Regions from separate parts of the Homo sapiens genome. Here region 1 is linked to region 2. Evidence: read pairs that join two places in POLR2A ChIA-PET (ENCODE). Cell type or tissue: A673. All regions are shown on one strand. Each heading gives the region's core, and the rest is flanking DNA. Links, peaks and the distances in the headings are about the cores only. Region 1 overlaps ZC3H7B (zinc finger CCCH-type containing 7B). Region 2 overlaps DESI1 (desumoylating isopeptidase 1).

Region 1 (4,385 bases), core at 138-4,137, 270 kb before region 2:
GCCCCAGTGGCCTCAGCCATCATCCAGTGCCCACAATGGCCTCCTTCCTCCTGTCACAGCCAGAGCCCTGCATGCCCAACACTGCCTTGCTCATCAAGAACCCCTTGGCTGCCACCCACGAGTTCAAGCAGGCCTGCCAGCTCTGCTACCCCAAGACAGGTAAACTTTCACCTGTAGACTCCACCCCTCTGCCCAGAGAACTGGGAATCTCAGGAACATGGGATCCCAGATCAAAAGAATCCCAGTGTCTCAGTTGGAGATAAGTGCCAGAAATCAGAAGCCCCTCTGGGGCAGAAAAGGAAAGGGGCAGGAGTTTGGGGTCTGTCCCTGCCAGGCACCACCTTCACAGTCCTTTCTAGAGAAACACTAACATGGTCAGACTCACTAGAGAGTGAGGACGGTGGTAGAAAAAGGATGGGTAGGCCGGATGCGGTGGCTCACACCTGTAATCCCAGCATTTTGTGAGGCTGAGGCAGGCAGATCACTTGAGGTCAGGAGTTTGAGATCAGCCTGGCCAACATGGTGAAATCCTGTCTCTACTAAAAATACAAAAAGTAGCCAGGCTTGGTGGTGCTCGCTTATAGTCCCAGCTACTCGGGAGGCTGAGGCAGGAGAATTGCTTGAACCCGGAAGGCAGAGGTTGCAGTGAGTTGGGATCACACTACTGCACTCCAGCCTGGGTGACTGAGTGAGACTCTGTCTCAAAAAAAAGGAGGGGGGATGGGTGCCAAGAATGGGCTCCTTCGAGGGGCTTCCCCCAGCACAGTCCCCCGGTCTCCAGGGAGCAAGTAGCCAGGAAGGGTGTGGTGGGAGCTGGCAGGAGGCCCTCAGAGGGGAGGTAGGTATATAAGGAGGGGGCCGATTCCTACCCACCGCATGGGCCTGCCAGCCATCACTCTTCAATTCTGCTTCCGGAATTATCATGTGTGTCCACCCTGCCCATAGGCCCCCGGGCTGGCGACTACACCTACCGTGAGGGCCTTGAGCACAAGTGCAAGCGGGACATCCTGCTCGGCCGGCTCCGGAGCTCGGAGGACCAGACCTGGAAGCGGATCCGGCCCCGGCCCACTAAGACCAGCTTCGTGGGCTCCTACTACCTGTGCAAAGGTGGGTGGGCTGCAGCGGGGCAGGCAGCACAGCTGGGGCCCAGCCCCTCCACCCCCAGCCGCTGCTCTACTCCCCATCACAGGTAGACAGAACAGGGGTGGGCCTCACAGCTGCACGGGAGGAGAAAGCCACGGCCTAGGCTCCTGGGGCCCGTGCAGGATGAATTCCACATCAGAATGAGCGTCTTCTTCCCTTAGCAGCTTCCAGAGGCAGGTGGGACACATTTGGGACATTCAGCTGGAGACCGAGCCCGTCACTGGCCTGTGCTCTGGAGTGTCAGGAGCCTACATGACTCATAGGGGGCTGGCTTCTCTTACCACTGTAGGGCCCTGAGGGGCCGCGGGGCAGTGTGCCCAGCAGCCACATGAAGCATTTAGGACTGGCGCATGGTGAGGGCTCCATCCACTTGAGCTCTCTGTCACTCTTCTGTTGTCACTGTCCTCATTTCTGGCTCACATCAGCCTGGTTGGTATTTAATGGACATCCATCATGTCCCTGACTAGCTTCTTTCTGGTCCCAGCCAAGCGCCTTGGTCCCGCTGTACGGCGATATGTGAATAGTCACGAATTGCTAAGGCCTTCCCAGTGTAGCCCTTTCATTTCACCAGCATGCAGCCTCACAGCTCTGGAGGAGGAAACGGAGGCTTTGAGAGTGCACCCACGGCTCTGCCTCTCCCCCAACCTGGCCCCTAGCAGTGGCCCGCCCAGGCCTCCTGAACTTGCTCCTTGTCCTCCCAGCAGCCAGGCTGGTCTAAGGACATGTCACTCTTGGGTCAAAGGCCTCCATCAGCCACTGCCCGTGGCCAGTGGGATGAAGTCCACATTCTGCAACAAGACCTACACGTGCCCGTATCCACCCCCTCACCCCTCTGCCCTAACCATTCCCCAAATGCACTGACCCTCCCTGATTCCGTCACACACGCTGTGCCCTTTGAGCCTAGTCACCCTCTGCTCCTCCTTCAAGCACCGCCTGAATCTTGGGAAGCCCTTCTCTGCGGTGCTTCCCCTTGCAATCACCCCCACTCCCACCCAGGGATCTGCCCCACTCCTCCAGGTCTGTGGCCTGTTTGTCCTTGTGCGCCAAGAGCCTGGCAGAGAGATGGGACAAGGCAGACTTAGAGTGGGAGGAGGAGAAAGAAAAACAGGTCCCACCCCCAGGAAACAGCAGAGCTCCAGGTTCTGAGCCACCTTTCCTCTCTCCAGATGGCCCAGCCCCCAGAAATTTTGTTTTGGTTTGTTTTTGTTTTATGAGACAGGGTCTTGCTCTGTTGCCCAGGCCAGAGTGAGTGGTGCTGTTATAGCTCACTGCAGCTTCAACCTCCTGGGCTTAAGCCATCTTCTTGCCTCAGCCTCTTGAGTAGCTGAGACTACAGGCACATGCCACCACACCCAGCTTATTCTTTAATTTTTAACTTTTTTGTAGAGATAGGGTTCTTAATTTGTTGCCCAGCCTGGTCTTGAAGTCCTTGCCTCAAGCAATTCTCCTGCCTCAGCCTCCCAAAGTCCTAGGATTACAGGCATGAGCCACCATGTCCAGCGCCCCCGCCAGCTTTATGTATTATCTCACTTGATTCCAACAACCCAGTCTCCTCCATTCATAGCAAAGACAGCTGAGGCTCGGGGAGTAATGAGGAATCCTAGCCCAATTCTGTCTGACGCCAAATTACATGCTCTTAACCATGCAGTGTTCTTTTCCTGGTGAATAATTATTTTTAAATCCCTTATATTTGCCAGTCACAGTGGCTCATGCCTGTAATCCCAGCACTTTGGGAGGCCGAGGGGGGTGGATCACCTGAGGTCGGGAGTTTGAGACCAGCCTGACCAACATGGAGAAACCCTGTCTTTACTAAAAATACAAAATTAGCCGGGCGTGGTGGCGGGTGCCTGTAATCCCAGCTACTCGGGAGGCTGAGGCAGGAGAATCACTTGAATCCAGGAGGCGGAGGTTGCAGTGAGCTGAAATCGTGCCATTGCACTCCAGCATGGGCAACAAGAGCAAAACTCCATCTCAAAAAAAAAATCCCTTCTATTTATTTAGAGACTTGTATACTTCTACAAAAGCAATCCTGTGGGGTGAGTGGGGTAGGAGTGATTACTGTACTCTGCAGGTGTGGAGTGCAGAAGCGGGCCTTGTATTTGGAAAGGAATTTTCAGCCCTGCCAAGTCCTGGCAGCAGGGGGTGCAGCAGACCCTGCCTCACCTGCGTTGGGGTGCAGAAGGGGGCCTGGTATTTGGAAAGGACTTCCCAGCTCTGCCAAGTCCTGGCAGGGGGTGCAGCAGCCCCTGGCTCACCTAGCTGTGTTGGGGTGGAGCGAAGCCCTGCCTGGCTCATGGGGCCAGAGCCCCACAGGCCGCAGCGGGGTGGCGAGGGTGCTGCGGGCTGCTATCCCCGCCTGGCGGAACGTGTGTCCTGTTGCCTCTTTGCAGACATGATTAACAAGCAGGACTGTAAGTACGGGGATAACTGCACCTTCGCCTACCATCAGGAGGAGATCGACGTGTGGACCGAGGAGCGGAAGGGCACCCTCAACCGCGACCTGCTCTTCGACCCGCTGGGGGGTGTTAAGCGCGGCAGCCTCACCATCGCCAAGCTCCTGAAGGAGCACCAGGGCATCTTCACCTTCCTCTGCGAGGTACTGCCCACCCACCCACTGCCACCCCATAGGCCATGGCACAGACAGGGCTGGGGATGCTCCCTGGCACGGACCACCATAGGAAGTCAGCCCTGGAACCCGTGGGCTGTGGAGGCCTGGTCTTAGAACCAGTAGGTCCTGGAGGGTCAGTAAGTCTGGGCCCTAGGATCCTATCTTGCTAGAGGCCAGATCTGATCCAGCCCCCTCATTTTGCAGAGGCAGAAACTGAGGCTGGAAAGAAAAATCATAACCCTCACACCTGCTCTTTTCTGACAGCCAGTCATAGGCAGGGCTTGGCACGTGGTTGTTTTCGTTTCTCATTCCTAGCCTGATGCAGTGGCTCACGCCTGTAATCCCAGCACTTTGGGAGGCTGAGGCGGGCAAATCAATTGAGGTCAGGAGTTTGAGACCAGCCTGGCCAACACGGTGAAACCCTGTCTCTACTAAAAATACAAAAATTAGCTGGGCGTTGTGGTGCACGCCTGTAGTCCCAGCTAGTTGGGAGGCTGAGGCAGGAGAATCACTTGAACTGGGGAGGCAAAGGTTGCAGTGAGCCGAGATCGCGCAACTGCACTAGAGACTCCATCTCAAAAAAAAATTAAAAATTAGCTGGGCTTGGTGGCATGCGCCTCCCGTCCCAGTTACT
Region 2 (4,385 bases), core at 128-4,127:
ACGAGCTGAGATGGCGCCATTGTACTCCAGCCTGGGTGAAAAGAGCGAAACTCTGTCTCAAAAAAAAAAAAAAGACCACAAGTGGATAGAGGGATCCTAGCCAGGGGTTTCTGGGGATAGCACCCTAAAGAATGTGAGGCAGGTTCTGACCTTATCCAAACTGAGGTGAAATTTCACAGTGGTTGATGAGAACCAGACTGGATGCCAAAGGGGAGTGGTAATCCATTTAGGACGAGCATCTTCAAACCCTGGGTTCCACTGGGCTATAAGATACTAAATCTCCTCTTTCCTGTTTACTATATGTAAAATGGGGAGACTAACATTCCTTTTTTTGAGACAGAGTCTCACTCTATTGCCTAGGTTGGAGTGCAGTGGCACGATCTTGGCTCACTGCAACCTCCGCCTCCTGGGCTCAAGCAATTCTGGTGCCTCAGACTCCCAAGTACAGGCTGGGATTACAGGTGTGCGCCACCATGCCCAGCTAATTTCTGTATTTTTAGTAGAGATTGGGTTTCACCATGTTGCCCAGGCTGGTCTCGAACTCCTGACCTCAGGAGATCTGCCCTCCTCAGCCTCCCAAAGTACTGGGATTACAGGTGTGAGCCACTCTATGTGGCCTAACACTGCATTTTAAATAGAGCTGATGTGCCCTTCTGAACTGTCATTTATAAATCAGCTGTTTAAATGGCTGCAATTTGTTTATTTACGTGAAGACATTTAATAGTTCAGTGAAACTGGAGAAATTAAGGATACCTGCTTTCTCTTACCTGTTCCTTCTTTTTTTTTTTTTTTTTTTTTGAGACAGTCTCACTCTGTTGCCCAGGCTGGAGTACGATGGTGTGATCTTGGCTGACTGTAACCTCCGCCTCCCAGGTTCAAGTGATTCTCCTGCCTCAGCCTCCTAAGTAGCTGGGACTACAGGCGCTCACCACCACGCCTGGCTAATTTTTCTATTTTTAGTAGATATGGGGTTTCACCATGTTGGCCAGGCTGGTCTTAAACTCCTGACCTCGTGATCCGCCCGCCTCGGCCTCCCAAAGTGCTGGGATTACAGGCGTGAGCTACCGCGCCTGGCCCCTGTTCCTTTCAAATGAAGCTTTTCTCATTTACTTTGTGAGGAATGCTACGCTTACAAGGAGGAAGTACAATATAGTGAATAAGAACACAGGTTCTGGTGTAGACAGGTTGGGTGTGAATCCTACTGGCTTAAACGGTGAACTAATGGTTTATTGAGTGACTACTACCTTCCAGGCACTATCCTTGGCACTAAGGATACATCAGTAAACAAAAACCTCCTTCATGACACTTACTAGGTGGGGGGAGGGGACAGTCAATAATAATAATGATGATAATAAGTCATAACATGTTAGCAATAGTGAATGGTATAGAACGAACAAGAGTAGGTTAAGGGGGTCTGGGCGTAGTGGCTCACGCCTGTAATCCGAGCGCTTTGGGAGGCAGAGGCGGGCGGATCACCTGAGGTCAGGAGTTCGAGACCAGCCTGGCCAACATGGTGAAACCCCATCTCTACTAAAAGTACAAAAATTAGCCAGGCATGGTGGCACACACCTGTAATTCTAGCTACTCGGGAGGCTGAGACAGAAGAATCACTTGAACCCGGGAGGTGTTGCAGTGAGCTGCGATTGCACCACTGCACTCCAGCCTGGGCGACAAGAACAAAACTCTTGTCTCAAAAAAAGAAAAAAAAAAAAAAGAGTAGGTTAAGGGAGTTTCAGGGATGATCAGGGTGGGCCTCTTTGAGAATGTGATATTTGAGTGAAGATTTTTTTTTTTTTTTTGAGACAGGGTCTTGCTCTGCTACTCAGGGTGGAGTGCAGTAACGCGATCAAAGCTCACTGCAGCCTTGACCTCCCAGGCTCAAGTGATCCTCCCACTTCAGCTTCCCAGTTGCTGAGACTATATGTGTACCACCCAGGCCTACTTTTTTTTTTTTTTTTTTGAGACGGCGTCTCCCTATGTTGTCAAGCCTGGACTTGAACTACTGGGCTCAAGTGATCCTCCCACCTCCAGGCGTGAGCCACCAGGCCCAGCTTTGAGCCAAGATTTAAAGGAGGCAAGGGAAAGAGGGATGCAGGGGCAATGACATGCCAGGTTTATCTGAAGGCCTGTAAGGAGGCCAGTGAAGTTAGAATGGGTGAGGAGGGGAAGTAGAAGATGACCAGAGGTAATGGAGGACCAGATCACAGAGAACACTGCAGAGGCTGAGAACACTAAGCCTGAGCTGTCCAATATGGTGACCACTGACCACATGTGGCTATTTAAGTTAAATAAATGCACAAATTCAGTCCCTCAGTTCCACTAACCACATTTTAGGTATTCAATAGCCACATGTGACTAGTGTTTACTTACTGGACAGTGCAGATCTAGAACATTTCCATCACTGCAGAAAGTTCTATTGGACGCACTGTTTAAACTATAGTTTCCTATTCTGTAAAAAAAAGCATAATAACACTGCCTGCCTCATAACATTTCCAGGATTAAAAGAGACGATACATGACACATGCGTAGCACAGGGTCTGGGACATAATACATGCCCAATAAAGGCTAACTCATTTCTTCTAGGGTTTATAATTTGAAAGTTTTATAGTTGTTCTCATAGTACCCTGGTATTGAAACTATTCACGTGTCCTTCTCCCCAGTTAGACTACAGTTGCCTCAGTAACCAGGACAGTTTCTTATGTATCTTTATAACTCCAGCACCTAGCAAAGGACCTGGTCCTGAGATGTGACATGAACATCTGTTGAGATGAGCTGTTCTGTTTAGTTAGCTTTGTTGGTTGACACACAGTGCTATTGAGGACAAAGTTCCTAACCCCAATCTGGGCTGCCTGGCTTGTTATTGCAATGACTCTGCCACCCTGGCATACTGCACTCCCAGTCTACTGCTGTCTTCTCAGATGCGCATGCTCACTGACTCAGGAGTACAGCTGGCAGGTATGGATGTATCATCAGCTCAAACCCATTCCTACTAAACAGATTTTTGAAGAGGGGCCTCAGTTATTTCACACCTGAAAAACAACTCAAAAGTTGCAGGATACAAACCCTACTTTATTCTCCTTTATATCCTTTGTATCATCACTGAATTTGCCTGTAAGCTACACGCCACACTTCCTATTCAACTGCATCAAGGTACACTTAGGATCTCATCCATTCATAGAGTGGAGATAGGGACTATAGAAAAAAGATCCCCTTATTTATTCATTCTTTCTTTTTTTTTTTAAGACGGAGTCTCGCTCTGTTGTCCAGGCTGGGGTGCAGCGGTGCAATCATGGCTCACTACAACCCCCGCCTCCCGGGTTCAAGCAATTCTCCTGCCTCAGCCTCCCGAGTAGCTGGGATTACAGGAGCTCGCCACCATGCCCGGCTAATTTTTTGTATTTTTAGTAGAGACGGGGTTTCTCCATGCTGGCCAGGCTGGTCTCAAACTCCTGACCTTGTGATCTACCCGCCTCGGTCTCCCAAAGTGCAGGGATTACAGGGGTTAACCACTGCACCCAGCCTGTTCATTCTTTCACTTATTCATTCATCCACCAAACACTTGGAGCCAACAATAACATTAAAAATGAATTGAGTGAATTTACATCCTTTCTTTTTTCCTTTTGAGACAGAGTCTCACTTTGTTTCCCAGGCTGGAGTGCAGTGGCGTGATCTCGGCTCACTGCAACCTCCGTCTCCGGGGTTCAAGTGATTCTTCTGCCTCAGCCTCCCAAGTAGCTGGGATTATAGGTGTGAGCTACTGTGCCCGGCCTACATCCTTTTTTTTTTTTGAGATGGAGTCTCACTCTATCACCCAGGCTGAAGTGCAGTGGCATGATCTCGGCTCACTGCAACCTCTGCCCTCCGAGTTCAAGCGATTCTCCTGCCTCAGCTTCCCGAGTAGCTGGGATTACAGGCATGCGCCACCGTGCCCAGTTAATTTTTGTATTTTTAGTAGAGATGGGGTTTCACTATCTTGGCCAGGCTGGTCTTAAACTCCTGACCTCAGGTGATCCACCCGCCTTGGCCTCCCAGAGTGCTGGGATTACAGGCATAAGCCACCTCACCCCACCTTGTTTTCTTCTTCTTTTTTTTTTTTTTAACAAAAAAGTTCCTTTTCACCTGTTTTCCACATGCATATCTGCAGAAGATTTCATTTCAAGGAAGAGTTTCACAGCTAAAGAGCATTTGAAAACCACTGGTCAGGCCACATGCAGTGGCTCACGCCTGTAATCCCAGCACTTTTGGAGGCTGAGGCGGGCGGATCACGAGGTCAGGAGATCAAGTCCATCCTGGCTAACATGGTGAAACCCCGTCTCTTCTAAAAAAAAATACAGGCCGGGCGCGGTGGCTCAAGCCTGTAATCCCAGCACTTCGGGAGGCCGAGG

The links. Peaks named below come from ENCODE experiments on the same cell type or tissue, not always from the same donor. Only the 100,000 strongest peaks of a DNase experiment are listed, where the experiment ranks them.
Region 1: POLR2A ChIA-PET joins it to region 2 with 5 read pairs; 2 of 35 experiments call an interaction of 5 or more read pairs at or near these places.

Annotation. Positions count from the first base shown.
Region 1 is chr22:41,342,470-41,346,854 of GRCh38, forward strand. ZC3H7B (zinc finger CCCH-type containing 7B) reads left to right here. Exons shown (of 23, transcript NM_017590.6): 12 at 60-159; 13 at 946-1,107; 14 at 3,534-3,739. Among named protein-coding and RNA genes, the nearest start is that of TEF, 37 kb to the right of the region's middle. In A673, for the core only: no CTCF peak of the experiment used is centred there; no DNase peak of the experiment used is centred there; H3K27ac peaks cover 408 bases.
Region 2 is chr22:41,610,815-41,615,199 of GRCh38, forward strand. All of the region lies in intron 1 of DESI1 (desumoylating isopeptidase 1), which reads right to left. Among named protein-coding and RNA genes, the nearest start is that of DESI1, 8.0 kb to the right of the region's middle. In A673, for the core only: no CTCF peak of the experiment used is centred there; no DNase peak of the experiment used is centred there.